Regions from separate parts of the Homo sapiens genome. Here region 2 is linked to region 1. Evidence: chromatin contacts called from ENCODE Hi-C data. All regions are on one chromosome and are shown on one strand. Each heading gives the region's core, a stretch centred on a gene start or an enhancer-like site at or near the end of the contact. The rest is flanking DNA. Distances are from core to core; before and after follow the strand shown.

Region 1 (2,700 bases), core at 60-2,559:
AATGATTAGAATAAAAAGTATGGATACTTTTAACCAGCCCATGTACAGGAAATTCTGTTGGTGTAGAAACGGTTCTGCTGTTCATTCCTTAACTGCTTCTGTTCCCACTTTGTCAGATGTAGGGCGAGGTGGTGGTGGTGAGTCCTAATTTTTTCTATCTCTATCCACAGTCTGGAATCGTTAGGATTATTTTAAGCCTTCATAACATTTGCGGACAGCTTGGAGTGTTTTGTACATGTAGTGGGGCAGTGCCTGGCCTCCTGTGAGAGATTGATCATCGGTAAACAATCCACACGAAACTCACTTGCCAGTGGACGGGGAGGATCGCTGCCATCCTTTCAGCAAAGAGCAAACGAATAAGGAGAGATCCGGGCCCATCCCTCCTCGCGCAGCAGTTTCTAGATTTTTACCCCGGCTTCATAAATGGCTACCAGCTGGCAGTCACAACACTTTCATAATGTTTGCACACAACTCATTTGGGTCGCTTTCTTTTCTTTCCTTTTTTTTTTTTTTTTTTTGAGAGAAACGGAGAGTCTTACTCTCTCGCCCAGGCTGGAGTGCAGTGGCGAGATCTCGGCTCACTGCAACCTCCGCCTCCTAGATTCCTGCGATTCTCCTGTCTCAGCTTCCCAAGTAGCTGGGGCTACAGGCGTGCGCCACTATGCCCAGCTAATTTTTTGTACTTTTTTTGGCAGAGACGGGTTTTACTATATGTTGGCCAGGCTGGTCTCGAACTCCTGACCTCAGGTGATCCGCCTGCCTTGGCCTCCCAAAGTACTGGGGTTACAGGCGTGAACCACCGCGCCCGACCATTATTTGGGTCGCTTTCTAATTTCTTTCTCCGTTTGTAGCTAGCGTTGCCCGAAGGAGATTTCAGAGAGATCCCCTGGAGAAAGGGACGGGGGATGTCGTTTTCCAGTAATTTCTGGGGGAAATCTGGGATAGTCAGGGGGTAAATCTAGTGCCGTTTGCTGAAGTTAAAAGGCGTGGGGAGCCAGGTGGTGCCCTGGAGGGAGGGCCGCGCGAGACGAGACCAACCTTCGGGACAGGGGAGAGCGGGGCTACTGAACGCAGGGGATTCCGCTGAGCCTCCAGCCCCTGAGCGTCCACCTTCGGCCCAGCTGGGGGACGCGGTCTCGGGAAGAAAGCCCGGAATCCCGAGCCGGCCAGCCGCGAGCAGCGAGTACCGGAGCGCGTGGGCAGGCGCGCGGAGGCAGAGGCGGGCCGGCGGCTGTCCCTTTAAGGGGCCGGTCTCCCGGCGCCGCCGGCCCAGACGCCAGGACGTGCCGGGTCCGCCCCGCCCCGCCCCGAAGCCGCCCGTTTCCTGCCGAGCGGCGCGACGGCACCTGAGCGACTGCGGCGGCGGCGGCGGCGGCGGCGGCGCCTCGGAGCGGGCGGCCCGGGCTGTAGTGCCGGCGCCGCCGCGTCTTCCCGGTCTCCTTTCCCGGCCGCACAGGGTGAGGGAGAGCAGGCCGCACCGGGACGGGCGCCGGCGGCGGGGAGCGCGGGGGGAGGCGGCGCCGGCCGCGGGGTCCTGGGGCAGGCGGGAGGGCCGCGCCGGGCGGGGGGGCGCGGCCGCGGGGCCCGGACGCCGCCCGCTGGGTAGGCCTCGGGCATCCGGTTGCCGCCGCGGGGCTCTTGTTGGGGCCGGGACGCCGCAGGGGGCGGGCTCGGAGGGACCTCCTCGGCCTCGCGGGGCCGCTCTGGGCCCGACCCCGGCTCTGTCGCGGCACCCGGGGCGCGGCCGAGGGACACCCCCCACCCTCCCCAAGGACGACTCTCCCGAAGGCGAGGTCGACCCGAGCGGGCCCTGGGGTGACCGAGGCACCTATTTTTAGCCAAGCCTGAGGGCCCCCGGGAGGGAAGGCGGATTACCGCCTCCTCGGCCGGTGGACGGAGGCAGCGCGTCTCCGGCGGCGTCCCCGGGCCGGAGCTGGGCCACACTTACGCCATGCTGGAGTTCCAGTCCTCGCCGCTGCCTCCGGCGGTCTGGGCGCTCGCCCCCTTCCCCGGCGCCCCTCCCGCTGCCCTTTGCGAGTCCCCAGGTCAGGGCGGGAGGCGGTTGGGCACGGAAAGCAGCATGAGGGGGGACTTTGGAAAAATCCATGGACCACTCTCGACACCGGCGAAGTTATCCCTTCCTGTCCCCGAGGGGTGTGTCCTAGCGATTCGGCCTGACCCCTTCAGTTTCCAAAAGTGAGATTTTTGGCCTTGGGGACCTCGCCGGAAAACTACGCGGGAAGTCTAGAGAAGTCGTCTGGCTCTCAGCCATACGTCTGGTGTGGGATGTGCAGCCCCGCATGCTGGCGGTGAAGGCGCTGGGTGCACTAGATGTGGGCAGCCCCGGACGCGGGCAGCGGCGTCCCAGCCGGCCCCAGTTGCACCTTGACTAGGTTAGGTTGAAAGTAAGCTGTTCAGTGTTGGCCCTTCTTTCCTGTGGGAGGAAGGAGGAATCTAAATTCAGAACTGTGTTGGCAAACGGATTCCTTAGCCGCTATTTAAGTTAGTAGTGCTTAAAGAGCTACGGTTGAAGTTAACTGTTAAGGTGTGTGTGTGTGTGTGAGTGTGTGTGTGTGATGACTTTGTGGAAAGCCTTGAGTAAAGAGCTACGGTTGAAGTTAACTGTTAAGGTGTGTGTGTGTGTGATGACTTTGTGGAAAGCCTTGAGAAATGTAGACACTCATGGCCAGCCCAGCTAAA
Region 2 (2,815 bases), core at 255-2,754, 1.1 Mb before region 1:
GAGCCTTTCAGATTGGCCAATATTTTTGTTAAGTGACAATATCAAATGATGGCAAAACTGTGGATGAAAAACTGGGAATACAAATTGGTACATTTCTGGAGAGCAGTGTTTTTACAAAATCTTTAAAATGTACATTTTTTAAAACCATAGTTCCACCTCTAGTAATTTATCCTAAGGAAATACTTTAGCTGTAGGGATGTTCATTGCAGTGTTATTTATAGCAATGAAAAATTCTCCAACAGTTGAGGGCTGATTAAAGTATATATTTTCACAAATCAGATATATAGTAATTAAAAATTGTGTTGTAGAAGCAAGCTTCTCAAACAGTGCTGCTCCAGAGACTACGTGCTCATTTGCCAAGGAATATGTGAGGCCATAGGACAAACTTAGTTCATCTTTCTCAACACGAATTTTACTGGTGATTTAGGAGTGTGACAGAGGCTACTAGTTAACTATCCCAATGTCCATTCTCTTTCCTCCTCAGTAACAAAACTCTTGATTTGTACCAGGGTGTGTTGCTGCTCACGAATAATAAGACTACATATCCCCATTCTCTGATGTGGCTAGATGTGGCTTTAGGAGTAAATGCAAACCAACGAGGTGTCAATGAACTGTTATGAAAGACTTTCAGGGAGGCCACCTTGATGGAGCTGACTCACAGGGTTGAGACAAGGGAGTGACCATTTAGCTACTTTCAGTAATTTTTAAAAAGCTTCTGTGTGATTTAAAAAGTTTTTTAAAAATTATTCTTAAAGTGGAAACAAATACAGTTTCAAATGTTTGGCTAATTCTAATTTGAGGAGTACAAGAAGAGGAGAAAAGGAGGGGGATGTGGGAGGAAGCGGATGCTTTATTTCTAAGAGAATCTTGGATAAGCAATGCTGATTTTCCTCTATGATTAAGTCCAATCTGAAAAGGCTGACAAGTCTCGTATAAATTGCTTGTGGTAGAGACTCCTTTTTTTGTGTTTTCACTGTGCTTATGGTTATTTCATTTTGTAGAATCCAAGATGCCCGCCCTCCTCCTCCTCCTCCTCCACCCTCTCCCAAATTTGCCTAAGATATAATAGGCAGGGTTTCAGGATTTAGAAACGATGCACGTAGATTTCAGACTGCGCCTCTCTCTGACATCAGAAAACCTACATTGCCTAAGGCTGGCACAGAGTTGGCCCCAAAGTCTACTTAGAATTTGCCGGCGGAACAGCAATGACCACTGGGCCACAGCGCTTAAGACGCCCGCTGGGTACCAATCCTGGGAGTCGGGGGCGGTGCGAGTCGGGCCCCCCCCATCCCAGGTCTGCGTAGCCAATAGCTCGGGACGGGAGCGGGAGGGGCGTGGCGTGTCCGGCAGGGGGCGCCGTGATTGGCACGCCAGCTCCCGCTGTCCGCGAGGCTGCCCTAAAGTCTAGCTCATGAGAACCCCAGGCAAGTGCGGACCTACAAAGTTTGTCCGCTCCGGGGCACTGTAGTGGCTTTTACCCTGGCCGGGCGGGCGGGGCTCAGCCGGGCTGGGCTGGGCTCCGCGGCTGGAGCCGGGCTCTACCCAGAGCAAGACCCTGATGGCTGCGGTGTTTCTGGTAACGCTTTATGAATACTCGCCGCTTTTCTACATCGCGGTGGTCTTTACCTGCTTCATCGTGACCACCGGCCTGGTATTGGGATGGTAAGTGTCCCAGGGGTGAGAGACGAAGGGGCGGATACCGCCAGAGTGGGGTCGCGACGAGCAGCAGGGGGCACCGGAGCCGGAGGGCCGCGGGCCGGAGGACGTCGGGGATTCGGTGTCCCCGGGTGCCTAGAACTCCGACTTTCTCTGGGAGGAAAACAAGGTGGACGCTGCACCTGCGTCACTGCCCTGCATCACCGTTTGGTCCGTGTCGCTGGGGCATCTTGGGGTGGTACCGCATTGGGGTGTTTTACTCAGCTTTGTTTCTAGGCGATAAAGCAGCCAGGAAGGGCTTGGGCTTGGGCTTGGTGTTGGGAGAAAGTGCTTCTCTAGTAGGCTTCTGTCCCGGATTCGGGCCTACTGTGTGTCCTGGATGAGTTAGTCACCTGTGCTACAGTGCACAGACTGGACAGTAAGCGAGGTTAACAGTTGTGATTCTGACCTGAATGGAGCCCTTAGCCTCAGATCTTTCAGAGTAACTTGTAACTGAACTGTTACCGTTTGAGAATTTAATGGTTTCTGTATACATTCCACACCTTTTGAAGTAATATTTAGTCGATAGAATTGTAAAATCATAATTTTAGAGCTGGAAGAGACCTTAGAAATATGTAACACCGAGGGTAGGACAGTTGCCTATTGGAGACAAGGAGAATGGTCTGTTAGATAACCGCTGAGCAATTCTTCTAGCCTAGAGGTTCAATTTCTCTCTTGAGGAGATGCTATTGTATCATGTTTAGACAAGCCTTGTAAATAACGAGTTGAAACCGTGTAACTAGCCCACAACAGTTTTTCTAGGCTGCAGCCTCCAAAATCCCTTTGAGATGATAATAGTTACAAAAAGATCAAACAGCAGTTCTAAGTGGATAACAGCCATGGTCTGAAGAGGTCAGAGGGGACTCTGTTGAAGAGGGACATGAGCTGGATTTTGGAGAATGAGCATTTTGAAAAATAAATGGAGTTAAATGTATATAGTAGGGAAGAAAAAGCATCTCAGAGAAGACAGCATGAGCATAGGGGCAGAGAACATGTTAGTGAATAAAGAAGGCTACGTAAAACGAGTTTTAAAATAGCCTTTGGTCACATATATGTGATTGCCTTAAAGAACACGGGCCCTTGTCGGTTTCTGAAAATATATGCCATCTTTAGGAAGTGA

Evidence for each region. A loop is a pair of places that touch in the nucleus more often than their neighbours do. Pooled maps may share reads with other maps.
Region 2: a map of CD8-positive, alpha-beta T cell shows a loop between it and region 1 (7-fold over the local background). The contact joins the promoter of CGRRF1 here to the promoter of KTN1 in region 1. A Hi-C loop is called at or near these places in 2 of 168 maps with a recorded cell type or tissue (CD8-positive, alpha-beta T cell and posterior vena cava) and 8 of 50 pooled maps.

What each region holds. Positions count from the first base shown.
Region 1 is chr14:55,578,898-55,581,597 of GRCh38, forward strand. It overlaps KTN1 (kinectin 1), which reads left to right and starts at 1,310. Exons shown (of 44, transcript NM_001079521.2): 1 at 1,310-1,457. KTN1-AS1 (KTN1 antisense RNA 1) reads right to left here and starts at 1,195. Exons shown (of 3, transcript NR_027123.1): 1 at 1,039-1,195. RefSeq lists enhancers at 535-654, 665-754 and silencers at 1,195-1,454, 1,515-2,154, 2,334-2,628.
Region 2 is chr14:54,508,402-54,511,216 of GRCh38, forward strand. CGRRF1 (cell growth regulator with ring finger domain 1) reads left to right here and starts at 1,505. Exons shown (of 6, transcript NM_006568.3): 1 at 1,505-1,662. The coding sequence starts at 1,559. RefSeq lists silencers at 1,166-1,595, 1,395-1,580 and an enhancer at 1,756-1,985.